2 separate regions of the Homo sapiens genome follow, and region 1 is linked to region 2. Evidence: chromatin loops called from intact Hi-C (ENCODE). Cell type or tissue: ascending aorta. All regions are shown on one strand. Each heading gives the region's core, and the rest is flanking DNA. Links, peaks and the distances in the headings are about the cores only.

What was found. A loop is a pair of places that touch in the nucleus more often than their neighbours do. Peaks named below come from ENCODE experiments on the same cell type or tissue, not always from the same donor. Only the 100,000 strongest peaks of a DNase experiment are listed, where the experiment ranks them.
Region 1: a loop joins it to region 2, with 2.2 times the contacts of the local background. A loop is called at or near these places in 1 of 110 quality-filtered maps.

Annotation. Positions count from the first base shown.
Region 1 is chr3:77,321,336-77,331,610 of GRCh38, reverse strand. All of the region lies in intron 2 of ROBO2 (roundabout guidance receptor 2), which reads right to left. Among named protein-coding and RNA genes, the nearest start is that of ROBO2, 290 kb to the right of the region's middle. In ascending aorta, for the core only: no CTCF peak of the experiment used is centred there; no DNase peak of the experiment used is centred there; H3K4me3 peaks cover 625 bases; H3K27ac peaks cover 2,043 bases.
Region 2 is chr3:77,372,483-77,382,757 of GRCh38, reverse strand. All of the region lies in intron 2 of ROBO2 (roundabout guidance receptor 2), which reads right to left. Among named protein-coding and RNA genes, the nearest start is that of ROBO2, 340 kb to the right of the region's middle. In ascending aorta, for the core only: no CTCF peak of the experiment used is centred there; no DNase peak of the experiment used is centred there; H3K27ac peaks cover 423 bases.

The DNA of each region.
Region 1 (10,275 bases), core at 2,187-7,186, 50 kb after region 2:
TGAATCTTAAGAAAATTCAGATATCAGATTTGCAAGTATTTTTTTCTTTGCCTTCAATATATGAAATTAAGTTTCTAAAAAGGTTTTGTTTTTGTTTTTGCTATCAAGTAGAAATTTGATTACTGATAAAATCTGATACAACACTCTGGGGCACATAAACCATATCCAAGAAAATACCCAGCTTTATTGTTTTTCAGTCTACCCCACTGCAAGTGTCCTCAAAATGTCATCAACAATAAACTGTAAAAGGCTTCACATCTCCTCATTAAACAGTCTCCCTAAGGCACTAGGCAGTGAACAGATATTGCCTGGTTCCTAAGATGGCATTGATGAATTCAGACATAGATATTGGCACTTTCACTAAACATAAAGTTTATATTTTGAGTCCTGTTTATGTATTAATCAGTTCAGGGTACAAGGAAGCAAGAAACACTGTAATTACCGTATTAACGGGCTTAATATTCTTCTGTCATACCCTAAACATCTACTGAACATTTTGAAATCTAGATTGGAGAATGTGTATGATTAATGCCTCAGGGCTCTTTTCTTCGCAAATTCAACAGCACATTCTCAAATGGTAGAAGACAAAGGTAACTTTTTCACTCTGAGTGACACAGTCTACATCATACAGAATACTATATGATTTACCTTTTCTTTGAAAATGGATGAATCAAGTCAATCAAATACTGAGAAACAATTTCACTTGACTGCTTCATGGTGGAACTTAGAATTGCTAACCCTTAAAAAAATAATACTTTACCAAATAAACAAAGATTATTACTGAAATAGGATAAGACAGTGTTCAGTAATATACCTCAACGATAAATAAGCAAAGTGCATATAATGTGGTCAGATCAAAACCCACATTTCTTTGCCTGCCTTGAAGACCTTGTAAAACCTCCCACCAAAGTTTTCTTTCTTGAGTTGTCCACTCCAAAATGATCTTCTAATAATCCCTTAAAGACGCATCACAAAAGTCTGTCTCTGTTCATTTGTCTATACAGGCTTCTTTACTTCACCCTCTCAGCTCATTTATAACTGACTGCTACTCAAGTATAAGTATAATCTTTATTTTCTTTTTGGAGAAAATAAAGATTAAATAAATCACTCTGTTGCCCAGGCTGGAGTGCAGTGGTGTGATCTTAGCTGAAAGCAACCTCCACCTCCCAGATTCAAGCAATCCTCCTGCGTCAGCCTCCTGAGTAGCTAAGATTACCGGCATGTGCCACCACACCAGACTAATTTTTGTATTTTTAGTAGAAACAAGGTTTTGCCATGTTGGCCAGACTGGTCTCAAATTCCTGGCCTCAAGTGATCCACCTGCTTCAGCCTCCCAAAGTGCTGGGATTACAGGCATGAGCTACTGTGCCCAGCCACAAGTATAAATAAAATCTTTAACAACATATTGAAAGATTATTAATCATAAAGCATACCAAGTTCTAGGTTATTCTCTGACACAGAGAATTTGTATGGACACCAAATCAGGACAAATCATATCCCTTAATATATATTACATTTGGACTTTAGGGTAGAGGAGAGGAGTAAATGGTTTAATTTATATTAAAAAAGAAAAAAAGGAAAAGTAGAAATATTACTAACTTAGTTTGAGTCTGTCTAATGGTGAAGTTCATGTTTTTTGGCTTTATTGAGCTTCCATCATCTCCAAGAATTCTTCCTTTATAACTCCAAGCTTGGGACTGTGAGAACTAAATGAGATAATCTGTGCCAAATACAGTAAGCATACATAGGTATTAGCTACCATTGTTTCTGTCATTGTGCCGCCCTCACATAACACCAAAAGCAGAGACAGGTTATAATCTGGTCAACACAGTCAGTGTATTCTAACGAATTATGTAGTCTGCCTGAATCCTTAGACTGACTGTACAAATTGGATGAATGCACATCTCCTAAGCACTGTGGGAAGTATAGACCCAATGTGAGGCACAGGGCAGGAGAGAATCAGAATTAAGGAGAATTAATTATCCAGCAAAACATGGCTGAAGAAGTCACTATAGTATCACTGTCACTACACTGAACTCTTTGTTTTGGAATTTCTTTTAAATATGCTTATTGACAAAAAGCTGCCAGGTGTGATGCTTATGTTTCATAAATGGTGCAGGATTACTCTTAATGTGAAGGTTATTCTGTGTAACCAAGGGTTAACACGTTATGTCATTAGCCTAAACACTAGAACAAACAGCATTTGTTATGTTTTGTCATGGAGACAAGGAGTGACTCTTAAATTCTGAAGGAGTATAAAAGAATAAAAATAGAAACAGAAGTTTCCAAAGTTCTGCCAATTCTTGCCTTGATAGAACTGTAGCCACACGTATCCGTCTAGAAGATCTTACAGCTGGTTTTGCCCATTGCTTCATTCCTCTTTTTCTTAAAAGCTGTGTTACTACTTTTCCCAATGCTAAATTAGCTTCAGATTGCTTCTTTTTATCCACAAAAGAAAGACTACATCGATATCAACACTGGACTATTAATTAATGGGGAAAAGTCAAGTGTTAAACTCTGTTCAGGAATTAGCATGTGGGTTTTAGGGAGACTTGGATCAACACATCAGAAAGCAATACAGAACAGGGAAGTTCACTGAGTTTGACAAGAGAACGCAAGGAAAAGAAAAAATTAAAAGTTGTGTTCCAGCATTGTTCCTGTGATTACTGCCAAACTATCACAGATTTCAGCAGTTTATGAAAACAGTATTTTGTGTTTTCAAATATGCTCTTAAATTTTTCACAGGATGTATCAGATGGGATGCATTCTTGTCATTTTTGGAGAATGTGGGGATAACAGGCATGCCAAAGACCAAGAACAGCATGTGGGAATAACACTTTACATGCTATTTTTATGCCACTTCCTTTTTTTATTTTTATTTTTTCAGAGTATAAAGTGTTGTGAAACATTAACAGGGGCAATGCAATGTGAAAAGGTTCTGAACTATATCTATCTCTTTTATTGCTGAGATGCTCTCTTACATTTTTAACATATGCCATTATTGTTAACGCCAGGCCATCATCATTACTATAAGTTAAACAGCAGATCAATCACCAAATAATAGCATAGCAAACAGCATATACAAAATGATGAAGTGCTGGCAGGTGATCTGTATATAAAAGCTAGATTAGAACTTTAGGTTTGGTTAGACGCTGGTAGTCAATTAATTCTGGCTTGCTAGGAACTCTTCACAGAATATTAGTTTCTGCATTGTTGCTCCAGCTTACAAAACTTTACATAGCAAACTGTGTTCTGTGTCTTAAAATATAATTCCGTTCACAATTTGGCCTAAACTTTATTAATAAACTCTGTGGTAGCATTTGGTTAATTCCTCAACTCAACAGGGACTTACAGTAATGTACTGTGTGGCTCACCATCACTGCATCATGGGCGCAGCAGAAAGGAAAATCCTTAAAGCAATTTTGGGAGGGAAGAGGAAGTGATGGGGGCAGAGGGGTGTGGGGGAAGTGGGGAAGGAAAAGCGGGTGAGTAAACAGGAACATTTCTAATGTTCCTTTTTTTTTCTTTTCTTTTTTTTTTTTTTTTTTGAGATACGGTCTCACACTGTCACCCAGGCTGGAAGGCAGTGGTGCGATCTCCACTCACTGCAACCTCTGCCTCTGTCTCCGTCTCCCAGGTTCAAGCGATTCTCATGCCTCAGCCTCCCAAGTAGCTGGAATTACAGGTGCATATCACCATGCCTGGCTATTTTTTGTATTTTTAGTAGAGACGGGGTTTCGCCATTGTTGTCCAGGCTAGTCTCAAACTCCTGACCTCAGGTGATCGACCCACCTCGGCCTCCCAAAGTGCTGGGATTACAGGCATGAGCCACGACACCTGGCCATTAAATCTTCAATGTTTTTTAATACAGATAGTTAAGGGTCAACATAGTTTTTGAAATTTCATTGCTCCATATGTGTCTAATATCCAGGAACATGAGATCTGTACCACTTCTATCTTCAGTTGGGCTTGGCTGAAGGAGTCATAACTTCTTTGCCTATTGTCATTGGGCATTTGCTTCCATTTTTCTTTTCTTAGCCTTTAATAGTTGGGGTCCATATATGCACTTTACTCATCCCTTCTCCAATAATGGGTCCGGTTTTCAAGGGCATGGTCTTAAATTGTAAAATGGAGTTACAGCATATCCAAGCGAATAGGAAAATGAAGAAAATCTCACCCTACAATTTGTTATTTATCTAGTTCTTTCTCTTTCTCCCATCTCCAGCACACTACTCCCAGAAGATACAGACCTGTCAGTTTCTCCGACCCTCGAAATGACATACACTGTGAACGAAATAAATTTGAAGGCACTCCCAAGGAAAAGGCGTTTTTTCTTCCCGATATTGAATCCAGAACATTGGTTAGAAGTATTCTCATAGAACTGCCGCTATGCAGAACTTGTACTAGTTACATAAGGTATATTCGGCTACATTGAGAGTTCAATAGGCTTTGAAGGGTTAACCAAGAAACCAAATTTTATATAGAACAACATTTCTATGATAAATTCTATCCCGAGTTCTAAATTGTCTATGACTTACCTATGAACTTTTATAATATCATTCAATTGTAAATTGAGAACTGCCTGCACACTCTTCATTTATTAATATTATATGAAGTGTATCTCCCTGTATCAGTTAACACAAAAGGTTAAATGTTGGTTCTTGGAAAACAAAATGAGTAAAGTGTTATTAAAGCAGAATTCATATTTAAGAGGAATTCAAATAGAACGCAGTAAGGAAGAAAAACAACAAATGAAAGGTACGTCCACAGCTCCACCAGGGAGACTTTGGAGGAATTAGCTTGTGTTGTGTTAGTTCTTATCCCTGAAGAAGCGCTGCTAAGCTATTTGAAGCTGCTTTCTCAGAGGGATTATCTCCTTCAATCTGTTTTAATCACAACTAAATGCTTTCAACTGGTATATACTGAGCTCGAATTAGAGAATCACAATTCCCCCAGACCTTTGTGATTTGTTTGAAAAAAAGAAACGCATTCACATACAAAGACACATTCTAGAAATTAAATTGTGATCTGTCATTGTTCAAGTTAATCAAAAAACATAAAAGATTATACTTTTAAACAACACAAAACAAGATCAATGGATATACAAAATATAAATGGAAATGATTTGGGGTTGTCAGGTGATTTTCAGAAAGAAGCAAATGCATTCCTTAGAAATGGCTATATTTGAAGATCACTATGTTTAAAAATAAGTGATTTGATCAACAGAGTGGTAAACTGAGATACAATTCATAAATTTGATAAGTATTTCTTGCATATTTTGTGAGAGCTTCTGAGCTTCTAATAGTCTTTACTACTGAGATTATTAATCACAAAATTCCCCACATTTACTCACTACTCCTCACATTTTCAAAGTGTTCTCAAATACTGTGTTAAAGTAAGTATTGTAATGAGAGAATTAGTCTTTGACCAACTCCATTTACGACTGGAATCATTCCATTGGATACACGGTTACTCCAGAAAAGCTATGAGGATGATAAAAAGTTCCATTTTTCATTCAGTGAGTATTTATCAGATCACACAAGGTGCTAATTGCTATTTTCCCTCAATAAAATGAGCAAATGTTTTCTAAAATTAAAACTAAAGAAAAAAATCAATGGCAGCTCAAGGAAAGAATTCTATGAATCTAGGATCTTCAATTCCATGGGAAAAACCATGTAACTCAAGGTGAAAGCACGGATCTTGGAACCAGATTGTTTGCATTTGCGTCCCAGCTTTTCCATCTTCCAGGAGTATAATCTGTACTGTCAAATGAGGATCAAAATAATACTATTTATCCTCTGAAACTGTTAGAATTGGATGAGCATGTAGTTTAATGAGTACAACCAGTATGTGCCTAATAGATAGTTACAGTTCATATTTATGTGAACCAAATTTTAAACAAAAGATTACTTAACAATAAACCAGGTGAGTTTTCTTTCTCCATTATCTCCACCCCCTAATTCCAAGAATTTGATGGCCATTTTATAACATCAATAGATTCACATTTTGCCCAAGATGCAGAGCTATCAAATAATTTTATGCTGACATCAGTTGCCTCCTGACAGCTCTAAGATATGAAATAACAAGCAGTCAATGTCAGTGCTACTAAATCAAGCCCAGGGCCCCCATGGCACCAGACAGCAGCAGCTTGTTACTGCTAAGGAAATGTCAGTCCAGTCAAAGTGTGGCAGAGTTGTCAAATCCCCAGTTGCGTCTGCTCTGGTATAACTAACGTTCTATAAGGTAACATTCATAAAGATGTTATGTTGCCCAAAACCCTGAAGCAGAACAGCTAAGGTGGCTCTCAGAGTTCAAAAAGTTGTTTGACTTCTTCAGTCACTGAGATTTCTCCCTCTAGTAAACAGGTTCATTTTCTTTCCTCTGTAGGCACAACATTCAGGATCAGAGAATATATTTTTTTCCCTGAAAATGTTGTAAGTATTTGGATAGAGTCACACTTCATTATGCATGTGGTATCTGACTTTTGGTTTGCATTCACAAGCAATACTTATGAATCATTTCTTATTTCTAAAATATTGTTGTTTTTAAAATTACCTATGTCTGCCCCCTTACATCATAACTATACTTTAATTTCCTTCCACTTGGCACTTACTCTGACATCCTGTTATTATTCATTCCTACCTACAGCATCTTGGCTATGGAGAGAATATCACTTCTAAGGTGGCACATTGGCTGAATCTGAGGTTCTTGTTAGAGTTTTTCTATTTCTGTTTAATTTTAAGAATTACAGGAAACACGCGCTAGTTTAAAAATTCATTTTTGCTATCCCTGTAAAGTATGGTAGCTTTTTTTTTTTTTTTTTCTTTTTGAGACGGAGTCTCTCTCTGTCGCCTAGGCTGGAGTGCAGTGGCGCGATCTCGGCTCACTGCAAGCTCCGCCTCCCAGGTTCACGCCATTCTCCTGCCTCAGCCTCCCGAGTAGCTGGGGGACTACAGGCGCTCACCACTGCACCCGGCTAATTTTTTTGTATTTTTAGTAGAGATGGGGTTTCACCGTGTTAGCCAGGATAGTCTCGATCTCCTGACCTCGTGATCCGCCCGCCTCGGCCTCCCAAAGTGCTGGGATTACAGGCGTGAGCCACGGCGCCCGGCCTATGAAGTATGGTAGTATTTTGACTTGTGTTTCTACTTTCCCTACAACTGGACAACGGGTCTACTTTTATACTCGATGCCACAAAAAATAATGGAATATGTTGGCAGGTCACAGTCCTATTTTGCCAGTAAGTAGCATTACTCACAGATGCAGTTTTTCATCACAGTTGGTAAAGACCTTTTAGTAGCACTTAAGGGCTTCATTCTCACAGTGCTGTACAGTCATCAGTCAGAGTTCCATCTTTTGAGTCCATGCTAGGAACACACATATTCATCAACATACTGCAGTAACTGGATCTGATCTTTTGCTGACACTTATAGCCAGTCCCCTGTGACTTTTATCATGGAGACTGTGTTGAGATTAGAACTGGGTTATAGTCTGTGACCATTAATCTAAAGTCTCACTGTGGACTGTCCCAAGCAGCAAATTGGGAGACCCTCTCACCCTCTTCATATACCAGTGTTAAGAGAAATACTTACATCTGTGTTATAAATCAATCTGAATATACACTAACAGAAACAAACATATGGGTTAAATTTTCTTGAAATTACACATGGTTATAAAAATTGACCTAAAAAAAGTACTCAGAAAAACATGTTTGGAATTTGGTTGAACAAAAATATTTTTAAATATCTCAAGCTGTTTGGCAAATCTCAAAAATGCCAAGTGATTTCCAAGCCTACTGAAAATACCCTTTGTCTTACACATGAGCCTTTCAAAGCTTGAAAATTGTGTGTGTGTGTATGGTGTGTTTGTGTGGATGTGTCTGTGTGTGATGAAGCAATGGGCTTTGTAATCATTTTCAGGAGTTTCATCTTTAAAAGACAAGAATAACATTGCCCATTTATCTAAGAAATTTGTTATCAGTATTGCAAACATTTATCAAATATTGGTTTAGCTCTATACACAAATAGAGTCCAAAGGCATGCACTTGGTGTGATTAAATGATGACAAACTCATTTGATACACATTTTCTCAAATAGCCCATGTTCTACAGAAAAGCTCTTTTTCTTGATTAATTTTGGAAGAAAGAACAGGTCAAAATGCAAATGTGTTATTCTATTAGCATGGAGGAGCTTCTTAGATTATAAACTTGATCTCATCTTATACCTGATATCAGGGTCTTGAGAGATACAATTAAGTCTCAACTCAGGAGAGCAAGTATGAAAAGTCAACAGCAGGTGAGTATTGCCAAAGGAGGGTTAATGTGCTTGGGACATGAAGGTCATAGTCCTGGGCAGTTGGAAATCCTTGAGTATGTAAAGGTAGGAGGGAACATGGGTGATAGTCAGTGTGGGAAATATGTTTATGGACATGGAGGGAGTCAGATAAAACACTATTTGATACAAGTAATTACATACACTTTTTTTATAATTGTAATATATATGTTACATAGTATTAACATACATAATATATTATATTATCCATAATATAATATAATATATTATATTATCCATAATATAATATAATATATTATATTATCCATAATATAATATAATATATTATATTATCCATAATATAATATAATATATTATATTATCCATAATATAATATAATATATTATATTATCCATAATATATAATATATTATAATACATAATATATGTATAATATAATATATTACATAATATATTATAATACATATGTATAATATAATATATTACATAATATATTATAATACATATGTATAATATAATATATTACATAATATATTATAATACATATGTATAATATAATATATTATATATAAATAAACATATAACATATATATTAGACCTATGTTCTTGTTTCATAATAAAGATCTTAGAAACTAAAATATTCAAGAATGAAAATATCTATAAAATATAGTCCATCCAACCAAGTGTGGATATTATCTAAACAAATGTCAATTTCTCTCCTGACATCCCATTTCCTTACTTACAGATTACCTAGGTCTTAGTCATCAATTTGCTGCATTTTTTCTGAGCTTGTATCATGTTCCTTTAAATTGAGAAATTTTGCCACCAAAAAATGTCTTAAGCATTATGTTAGACAAACCCCACTCCCAATTAGGACTGACAACTTGAAATTGACTTCAGAATGCAACTAGAACTTTTGATTATGCTTAATTCTCCCATCACCAGACCTCTGTTGAAGCGAACTTTCTCAGTGCTACTTCATATGTGAGCACCTCTTCATTATAGATTTTTTTCCAGTCATACAATACAGTGTCAAACATAATTCCTTCCAAGGAACACTATGTTTGGTAGGAAGTCAAAGAAGCACAAAAACATCATTTCATTCGGTTATTCTAGACTATCTTGTGTTTTGTGAATAAGTCTATTATTTATAAGATTATTCATAGTCACGTGTGGAGCCTGGGGAACCAAACCTCATATTCTCTCATTTGATTATTTATTATGGTATAAAACAGTGCCTGCTTAGGACTTGCTCTAGCAAAGTTATTAACAACAAGTCTCCCTCAGCTCTCTCCATTTAAGCCTTCCATACTTGAAGCCCTGTTATCTCCTGATTGCTCAGAACCACTTCCCATGGTGCTATGTGCATGGAAAATACCCGTGCACTGTGCCCAAACTCTTGATCATTTACACTTATCTTCTGTACTTAACTGTCCTTTCATCCGTCTCAAACAAAGGGCCACTTTGTCCTTGGTGTACTCTCTTAGTTTGTTGTACATATTTCCATTAGTACTCATCTCTTTGCACAGTTCTCGGTTCACTTGCCGCTTGCCCGTCTTAGTTGTCCTTGTATTTCCTGCACATTGTCTAAATTATAGCTCATTCTTGGCATTGCTTAAATCCTTTTGTAGTGGTTACATGAATGTGAACGAATAAGTTCAAGTTAAAACTGTAACACTCAACTAATCTCTAGTGCCCTTTAAATTCTAATACTTAAATTTTAACTATCTAGTGATTCTATCGCCTCTCTCTAAAATTTTTCCAGTATCAAACTTTTCTTTTTTCTTTTTTTCTTCTTTTGAGACAGGGTCTCTCTCTCTGTCACTCAGGCTGGAGAGTGAAGTGGCATAATCACAGCTCACTGCAGCTTCGAACTCCTGGGCTCAAGTGATCTTCCTATCTCAACCGCCCAAGCAGCTGGAACCACAGGTGTGTGCCATCATGCTCGGCTAATTTCTTAATATTTTGTGGAGATGGGGTCTCCC
Region 2 (10,275 bases), core at 3,066-8,065:
AAAGAACAAAGTAGCGTCTTTTGCAGCAAATGGATGGAGGCGGAAGCCATTCTTTGAAGTGAAGTAACTCAGAAATGAAAAACCAAACACTGTATGTTCTCACTTGTAAGTGGGAGGTAAGCTATGGGGATGCAAAGGCAGACAGAGTGGAGTGGTAAAATGGATTTTGGAGACTCAGAAGAAAGAGGTTGGGAAGGGGGTGAAGGAGAAAAACTACATACTGGGTTCAACGTACACTACTCAGATGACAGGTGCTCTAAAATCTCAGGATTCGCCGCTACACAATTCAACCATTTAACCAAAAACAACTTGTACCCCAAAAGCTATTGAAATTACAAAAAAGAAGAAGAAAAAGAAAAAGAGAATTACTTAAAACACCTAAAAAAAGACTTTTTAAAAAAAAAAAAAAAAGGACATGTGTTTTCTACTATTTCAACGATGTAATTTAGAATGTTCTCATTCTAATGGTGTTTTTTACAGGGCCTATCAAATTTTCTCAATTCTTAAACACAAAGTATAATTTTAAATGTTAATTTATTTTTCTATCCATTTCCGGTTCACTCTTACGGTGCAGAACATTTTACTCAATGGGCAGCTCTGCCATTTATGCCTCAGCTTTAAAAAGCTTGTTTCTGAGTAACCTTCATTTTCATGTGTTCCTTTGTTGGTATGACCCTAAAATATCTGATTTCTCCAGAGATTTTAGGTTCTCTGCAAACATCAAGGACAAACTTAGCTTGGGCATTTAATACACGTTAATGGTGAGAAGGGATTGAAAATGCATTCTCCTAGATACCTCAAATTTCTCTTCAGAAAAATAGATTTCATGTCAATTGGCATCAAGTTTCACATAGCCCCTCACCCCCCATAAACATCAGAAAATGTCCAGGATAAATGTACTCTGGTTTAAAAATAAATGAAAAGAAAGGAAGACCTAAAGCAAAACAAAATAGTAGCAAAAGTAAAGGAGGAGAATCAACCAAGTGCTCACATATGTGGATATATGCAAATGGAATTTTCTGAGATTTTCAATGATGATGTTCACAAGTACCCTTGCCTGAAGTCATTTTTCTTCTTCACAGCTGAAACATTCACAAATATCTAAACTTGTGATTATCTAACCATGGGTAGTGTGTGTACTGTAATATATGCCTCAAGGGAACTGCAAATGTCAGGAAGATGCAAAAATAGTCAGAGTATGAAATCATTGAAGGGATGCTGAAAGTTTAGAAGCTATAATTTAAAAGGTCCTTCATGCACATTTTCTCTGTTAAAAACCGTCTTGCATTGTGCCTCTGAAGATCTAAGCTAGGCTCAAGAGACTGGAAATCTGATCATGGCTTTGTGGACTAATACGGCATCCTAGGTACTTTAGACCTTCTATAGATTCTATGGAAACAGGAAGTGTAAGAATCCTGTCTTTGTTTGTTTGTTTGTTTGTTTTAGATGGAGTCTCCCTCTGTCACCCAGGCTGGGGTGCAGTGGCGTGATCTCGGCTCATTGCAACCTCCGCCTCCCGGGTTCAAGCAATTCTCCTGCCTCAGCCTCCGGAGTAGCTGGGACAACAGGCAGGTGCCACCACGTCCAGCTAATTTTTTGTATTTTTAGTAGAGACGGGGTTTCACCGTGTTAGCCAGGATGGTCTTGATCTCCTGACCTCGTGATCCCCCCGCCTAGGCCTCCCAAAGTGCTGGGATTACAGGCGTGAGCCACTGCGCCCTGCCAAAATGCTGTCCTGATTATTCTAAATGTCTGCTTTAGAAATGAATGGTGATGGGTGGGGTAGCAAGGGTAGTGGTGGGGATTTGCCAGTTTCACGGGGAGAAAGAGAAAGGAACACTGTGATTTTACTCTCTTTGAGTTTGGGGGTGGGGTGAGGCTGCAGGAAGTGCATCAAAAGATCAGGGTTTAAAACATTTGCCATTTGAGACAGCGCTAATCAGCGGAGAGAAATAAAGGAAATATTCATCTTTATACAGATTAACCATTGAGATAATCTCTGTAACACTCACACCTGTGATGATGGAAGGAAGGAGGGAAGGAAGGAAGGAAGGGAGGGAAGGAGGGAGGGAGGGAAGGAGGGAGAGAGGGAGGGAGGGAAGAGGGAGAAAAAAAGAAGGTGCACTTTAGCCAAAGAACGTTTAGATATCACTAAATAAATGTTGTATAAGAAAATAAAGCACTACCAATTCTATTAATTTTTGAATTCTAAAAAAAATCCCGTCTTTTAATTGTTACTCATTGATTTTCATTCTTCTCCTTTGATAGTTATTTCTCTTTGCATAATTTCAAAAATGTTTTAACATGACGTTACACTTGGGTCCTCTGTGTTTTAACTTTTTTCTCAATCTCTCAGTTCTCCTCTTTCCATATGACAGAGAGGAACGATAATAGGCTTGTGTTCCATGAACTCAGTACATCTACGTCAACACTGTCATACTTCCAGGAGGACAGATCATCAAGAAGGAACAGATGAGACATGCTAGTGTGTTTCATCTTCCAAAGTAAAATCTGTGTTATTTTGATTTCTTCCAAAAAAAGCAAGATATTCTGCTTTGGTGCTGAGTACAAGACAAATAAAATTCCACTTCAGGTGGCTCACTGATGGCAGCTACTTTGATAAGTGTTCCTTGTTTCACACATTAATATTAGTAGACTCACTTCTCTACTGCACAGAGGCACACAGTGAAAGGGTTGGAACAGAAAGAGTGCTTTAGAAGTGACTATCCGTTAAGTCCTCCCTGAGTGTTTTAGGGCAATCCAAATACCTTTGCTTCTCCCTGGGGATAAAAAGACAGATGCTCCGCCTGTATGCAGTGAGCTGAGAGGTGCAGGGTGAAAGCTAACAACTGAGTTGACATGGGATTGAGACTCTCTCGGGGGAACTAGAAAGGTGAATGGAGTCTGAGCTGGCTGTCATTTAGAAGATGAGTGGGAGCACCAAGGCTAGGAAAGGGCATCTGGATGGAACAGGAAGAGATCCTGCTGAAGCTAAGAGCAAGCTCTGCGGGAGTGAAGGAGTGTATTGAAGTGAAGTAGCAGGTCAGGAAGAGATATTTCAGAGTACCAGAGTTTAGAGATATCACAGACTTGATTCACACATGGGGACAAAGGATAAACGTCATTTATTATTTTTAAAATGTTCATCTGAACAAACGACGTACAAAGATTTTATTCTATATTTACTTTATCAAACAATATCACATTTCTTCAAGTTATAGAGCTCTAATTCATTACAGCTACTGACGTATTAAGTTAGACAAATGTAGGATGGTGTCAGAGTCATTGACTTTTAATTTTTTTTTTTAATCAGGCAACCCTCGAACCAGAATACATTCACAGAGACTTCCTACATTTTTTAATTGAGTGCATACCAGGAGTCAGATAGCATGTAACATACTTTGGATACAAAATTAAGTCACCATATTTTATATAAAGGTATTGCAGATTAACAAAAGGCATGCATGTATTGGTAAGTACCTTAACTAAGTTATGTAAAAAGATACAGAAGTTGCTGGGCGTTGTGGCTCACGCCTGTAATCCCAGCACTTGGGGAGGCCGAGGCAGGTGGATCACTAGGTCAGGAGTTCGAGACAAACCTGACCAACATGGTGAAAACCCGTCTCTACTAAAAATACAAAACTTAGCTGGGCGTGGTGGCATGTGCCTGTAATCCCAGCTACTCGAGAGGCTGAGACAGGAGAATCGCTTGAACCTGGGAGGCAGAGGTTGCAGCGAGCCGAGATCACGCCATTGCACTCCAGCCTGGGCAACAAGAGCGAAACTCCATCTCCAAAAAAAAAAAAAAGAAGACACAGAAGTGACATCAAGGAGTGACTGATAATCTTGACTTGTTACGCATGCCGGGTTGGGGAAAGCATGGCCAGGGAAGACTTTACCGAAGAAACACGAATTGAATGGATCTTAAGTAAAGATTTTTTCGGGCATCTATGCAGAAGTAATTGCATAGTTAACCATAGCATGGAATCATAAAACAGTTCAAGAAATCTAACACCGGTTCAGAGACGGCACAAGAGAAAATTCACCCACTTCAAAATCACATAGCCTATTTCAAATATATTTACCTATATTTATATATCAATACATATATTTAATCATATCTCTCTATTTATACAGTGAATAAAACTACAGAGTTTGATGTCAGATTTGGGTTCAAATCCTGGCTTTACCACTTTGCAGGTACATGACTTTGAGCTTCTGGAACTAGAGTTTCCTCTGAGAAGTCGCATAAATTTAGCCATAGAAAGTAATGACACTGGAGCCAAATGTCCTGTTTGTTGTTATTTATTTGCTTCTAATTCTGGCTTTACAATATCTTAGTTCTGCTGTTTTCTTGAGCAAGTCCTTAAGTTCTCTGCTTCTCAGTTCCCCCATTCTATAAAATGGGGATAACATCATCACCTACCTTATAGGAACTCAAAGAGTTAATACAGGTAGGGCTCTTAAAATAGTACCTGGCAAAGTGCAAGTTCTCAACAAAATATTAGCTGAACCTTCAAGTTAGGGAGAACGATACTTACCTATTGAGTTTCAATAAGACAATGGTAATTTTCAAAAATGTTACTTTCATTCTAACTTCAAATAAAAAGGGACAAGTCTTATCTATACTACCTTTTTTAGAAAGCATAGAACATATTAATCTTTCTAAAGTCTGTTGCAAAGAACTAGATTTAGTTGGTGCCACCATTTAAAGAATTCAACAGATAAATCTTTCATCCAGTAAATATAGACATGACCTAAATTACTGCAAAGAGGAAACTCCAGAGAGTCAGAACAGAGAAAATAAAAATTATCCCTCACCTCTGGCATCTATCTGATTGTATCTTGCTGATTAGTTCTGAACTGCTCTGTTTGGCCGCCAGGCTGAAGAACTAATACCATTAGTCACTGATATTAAGCATTGTTTATGTCCAATCTAATGGGAAAGGGTTAAGGTAAGGTTCACAAAATGATTAAACACCAAAAGTCCTGGGTTTTCCTTTTGAAATGGATATACTCAACTAAATCAGATATCTAACTCCTATTGCAGTAAGTCAATAACCTTCAGTCACTTTAACAACATGGTACAATGGACAGTCAGTCCTGCCAAGGATCGAGGTCTCATATCTTTCATATGGTCTTGGGGACATTATTGACTTGTGTGTAAATTCCTGCTGGATTTGTATCCCATAAATGAAACACAACGAACAAAACTCAACTTGTATACAAGATGTAATAGAATGCTTATCTAGTTATAAAGTGAATGAGGATGTTCTCTTGTATGGATTAAGATCACTGTAATATGTTATATAAAAATTTCAAGGACAAAAAATTGTATAGTATATCAATATTTGTTTTTCAAAGGGAATAAACTAATGTACCTTTTACACAGTATATGAATTTGTTGGTGTATTTCACAAAATATTTTAGGAGGAATAACCAAGAAACTACAACATCAGTTGCCATTGGAAAGAGCAATGGATGGGCTAGGGGAACAAGATAATTTTTATTGCTTATTCATTTATATTTGAATTTTGAATTTTATTCCTTTATACTTTTGAATTTTATGTTTTTGAATAATGTAAATTTATTTTATATCCAAATATAAAAACAGTATAGACTGAAGATATAAATTTCTAAAATAAAGTAGGGAAATCAGCTTTTGGTCAAACTCACAAATCACCACATAATTGATTTTAATAAACAAGAACTGTTAAATCCAAACTTATGAGATTTACAAATAAATAAACCTGGCCTAGGAATTTCTACTTAATGAGAATGAGGAAATAATTTTAGGTGACACTTTGTCATAGATGTAGCATGATTATTTTCAGAAAATGATGGTATTTGAATTAAAATACTTCTGCTAGTCAGAATTATACCAATTGAATAATAGAAAGGGTAGAAATGGCAAGTGGGTGGTCATTGGATATTATGATATCCAAAGTCACACATGTTTCAGAACTTGAGCCCAGCCCTCTGCTAGTGTTGAGTACATACTGTCAATGGACTTGCGGTCTAATGGAGGATGCAGGGGTAAAAGATGCTTAAAATATGCAGGTAATTAACATTCAGCAAGATCTAGGCATGTTAAATGCTGGACTTTCTAAGCATATACAAGAAGGATATGCAACCAACCTAGGGAGAAAAGGGAACGGCTTCTAGGAAAGTGACTTTATAAGGGCCTTTAGGAACTGAGCACCTAAACTTCTTCAATGATACCTTGTGATATTTTAACTGTAATGCAAAATCAAGAGGAATTTTAGCTTGTTGACATAAATTTTTAAAAAATGAAAGTTAAGCTGGGTGCGGTGGCTCACGTCTGTAATCACAGCACTTTGGGAGGCTGAGGTGGGTGGATCACTTGAGGTCAGGAGTTCGAGACCAGATTGTCTAACATGGTGAAACCCTGTCTCTACTAAAAATACAAAAAAAATTAGCCAGGTGTACTGGTGCAGGCCTGTAATACCTGCTACTCAGGAGGCTGAGGCAGGAGAATCGCTTGAACCTGGGAGGCGGAGGTTGCAGTGAGCAGAGATTGTACTGGTGCACTCCAGCCTGGGTGACAGAATGAGACTCTGTCAAAAAAAAAAAAAAAAAAAAGAAAGTTAAATGCCTATTGTAATGTTCATTTGCCTTTGCCTTTTATAGTACAACTGTATTGATAATGGGATCTGCTACCAGTAGCTATTCCTTAGGGATATTTCCTGGACTGTGTCCATCTCGCTCACAATGGATGCCAAAGAGCCATAGAAACTCAAGGCACAAACATGACCTACTTGAGAAAGGGATCTCTTGGTCTGAATTGGCTTCCTAGGCCTACCTTAGACTTTTCTGGCTAAAATGCAGTACTGAAATCATCGGTAATTTCACTCTTAACTACTACTGAGCACTTCAGTACTATTTTTTCTATGTGTGTGCTGAAGGGTGAGAAAGTGTGAGCAGTGAACAGTTGTGGGAAAGGGGTAGGGCTGCAGTACAGTCTATGCAAAGGTTCTCAAATGCATGGGGATATCTCACACATCAATGTTTGTCCTAGAATGAAAGGAAGAAAACAGTTGAGAACCTCGGGTTTTACATACTCCTGTTTCCCATTAATACCAGATGACTCTTCATTATCTTAACTTGAACCCTAGTATGTTTCTAGTTTAGATAGTTTCATAGTAAAGAAAGTCTAAAGGGTTAAACTTTAGACTTAACAAAAAGTGCGGAAGGGTTAAACCAAAGATTACTAGTCAACACAAGTGAAATCGTCATGTGTAAAGAGAAGAATTTAAAGGAAATCAAATAGGCACCATCATTTGGAAAGCACTAAAAGTGAAGTTCTATTCAATAATAAAATTACAATCTTAGAATTTAAAAGGTACACCTGTTTAATGTTCTGTCTTTATTTCTGTGAGAGCTGCATGATACGACAGAAAAAATAAATGAGAAAAGAAAGACATTCTATTGTCATTGGGAACCGAACAGAGGTTAAATAGACTTTCTAAATCAATGACAAGAGGCTCCAAGAAAACATTTTAATTCCATTCATATATCTTTGTTAGAGACAAGGTCTTGCTCTGTTTCCCAGGCTGGGGTACAGTAGCACAATCATAGCTCACTGGAACCTTGAACTCCTGGCCTCAAATGATCCTCCCACCTTGGCTTCCTGAATTGCTAGGGCTACAGGCAGTTGCAACCATACCTGGCTCATTTTTCAAAAACTTTTTGTAGAGACAGGGTCTTGCTATGTTGCCCAGGCTGACCTCAAACTCCTGGCCTCAAGCAATCCTCTCACTTCAGCCTTCCAAAGCGCCGGGATTACAGGTATGAGCCAGCATGCCCAGCACCATTCATATATCTTATTGTACTGAAAGAAAAGTCTGTCTCAAAGAAATATTTTAAAATATCTTTTTATAGTAAAATACAAGGATTAAAATAAGAATTTACTGAGTCAAGTATTTTTGCTGAATTACTTTTGGATTAGTAAAGAATTCTATAATTAGGATACAAGCAACTAAGAGTAATTCAGTCAGTACATCTCAGCTACTCTCTTAGTAAACTGGCAGCAAAGTATATTTTAAACCAACATGGTAAACTCTATAAAAGCATCAGAAAATAGCACTTAGACCAAATTAAGAATCAAGTCATTGAGAAATGATCCAGAAAATAAACTTACAAAAACTTTAAGGAAGCATATTCCTAAATTATAGTTAACAGTAATCTACACAGAAGTTTAAATGGCAATATTTTCTATTTAACACAATTATTTAAGGCCAAAAAGGTCAACAGATCCTTAATTAAAAATAAATAAGTGGCTGACACTGCAGTGACATATATTTTTAATAACTATTTACTTGTCAACAGTTATCTATTTCCTAAGAAAAATCTCTCAATTCCTTTCCTTCACTGAACTTAGTCTAGTCACTTCAACTTATTATTTCATTCTTGACTCAAACCCAGATTTAATGGTTCAGGATATTTTTGTTGAAAACACCAAAAAAACTAAGACTGGCCTAATAATTTTAAAGACTGTATTCAGGTTGTAGTTTGTTTTTTTCTTTAGTCCAGCTTTTTTTTTTTTTTTTTTTTTTTTTTTTTTTTTTGATGGAGTCTCGCTGTTGTCGGCCTGGGCTGGAGTGCAGTGGTGCGATCTCAGCTCACTGCAAGCTCCGCCTCCCAGGTTCCAGCAATTCTCCTGCCTCAGCATCCCCAGTAGCTGGGATTACAGGCACCCGCCACCACACCTGGCCAATTTTTTTATTTTTAGTAGTGATGGGGTTTCACCATGTCCAGGCTGGTCTTGAACTCCTGACCTCAGGTGATCCTCCCCGCCTCTCCCTCCCAAAGTGCTAGGATTACAGGCACGAGCCATCGCGCCCCGCCAACATTTTTTTTTTTTTTTTTTGCCTGCTTTGGTGTTGAGGCTGCTCTATAATCACCCCTGTGGGAGTGAATGAAAACAGCAACTGCAGGCTCAGACAAGAGCAAGGTAGGGGAGATGACCCTTTTTCCTTCCTTTGGATAAACCCATCCTGTGAATTTTCTCCCTATAGAGAGGATTGCTGGCAGCTATAATTTATCTGATACACACAATCAAAATGTGCATTTTGCTCAGTTCCCCTTTTCACCAGGACGCAGCTTTTCTGGAGATAAGCCATTCACTTGGCATGATGCTCTTTGTACTCACTCGCAATTTTGATATTAACACTATTATTTTTGAGAAACTTGATTTCTTTATACTCTAGGAAGACCTACCATGGAAATATGATATTAATAAATGGAAAAATAAAGGTCAAATCTTGTATTATAGAAGTAAAACTAAGCAAATTAGATAGACAGACAGATATACATTTACATAGAACTATTTCAGTTCAACAAGGCCAAAGTGAATTCCAGAAGTAATAACATTTGTATCTAGTTGACTCATCATTGATATATTTTTTAAAATCACTGAAATGGAATACCACGAGAAAAGGTGCAACTAAATATGGCTTGATAATCTCTGGATATTTCCCTCTAATACTTCCACATGTCTTGCTTTATTTTATTGTAATATTTTAATTATTTTATTATATAATAATTTTAAAATATAATATTTTATATAATTTTAATAATAATTTTATAATAATTTTTATAATAATTTTATAACTTTTATAATAATTTTAAAATATTATATTTTAATTATTTTATAATAATTTTAATTATTTTATTATAAAATTTATTTTATTATATAATTTTTTCCTCACTTATGATTTTAACATACCTGGTGGAGTAAGTGGAAATGTACCAGCCATCTCCACCCATATGTAAACAGAGAGCTTTAATAGTTAATACAGAAGCACATATACTTCCTGAACTGTCAGCTGTCAAAAATACCATGAATAAATAAGGGGGTAGGTATTATTCATGAAAAAGAGAAGCTTGGCTTAGAAATCTTGTAGTAATAAAGCCTTAATCCCTGCCAATCATCCTATCTTAAGAGGAAGGAACTTCATTTAATGCAAATCCAGTGATAACAGTTTTCACCCAAACTAAAAGCAACATGGAAGATCCTCCTGTAAGGCTCTACTGATTCCCTGTACCGAGAAAGAATTGTATACTTCCATTCAACACAGATAATATTTCAACTTTAATTTACATTTTATGCAAAAATAGTATACTCTTTCTTACAAAGTTGGTAGAAGCAATTATTCTATGACTTTAAGCAACTCAGTTTTATACATTTACTACTGATGGTTATGTTTTATGCACGGTGACATGATTATCTGTTGTCTGAGAGATTAAAAATTT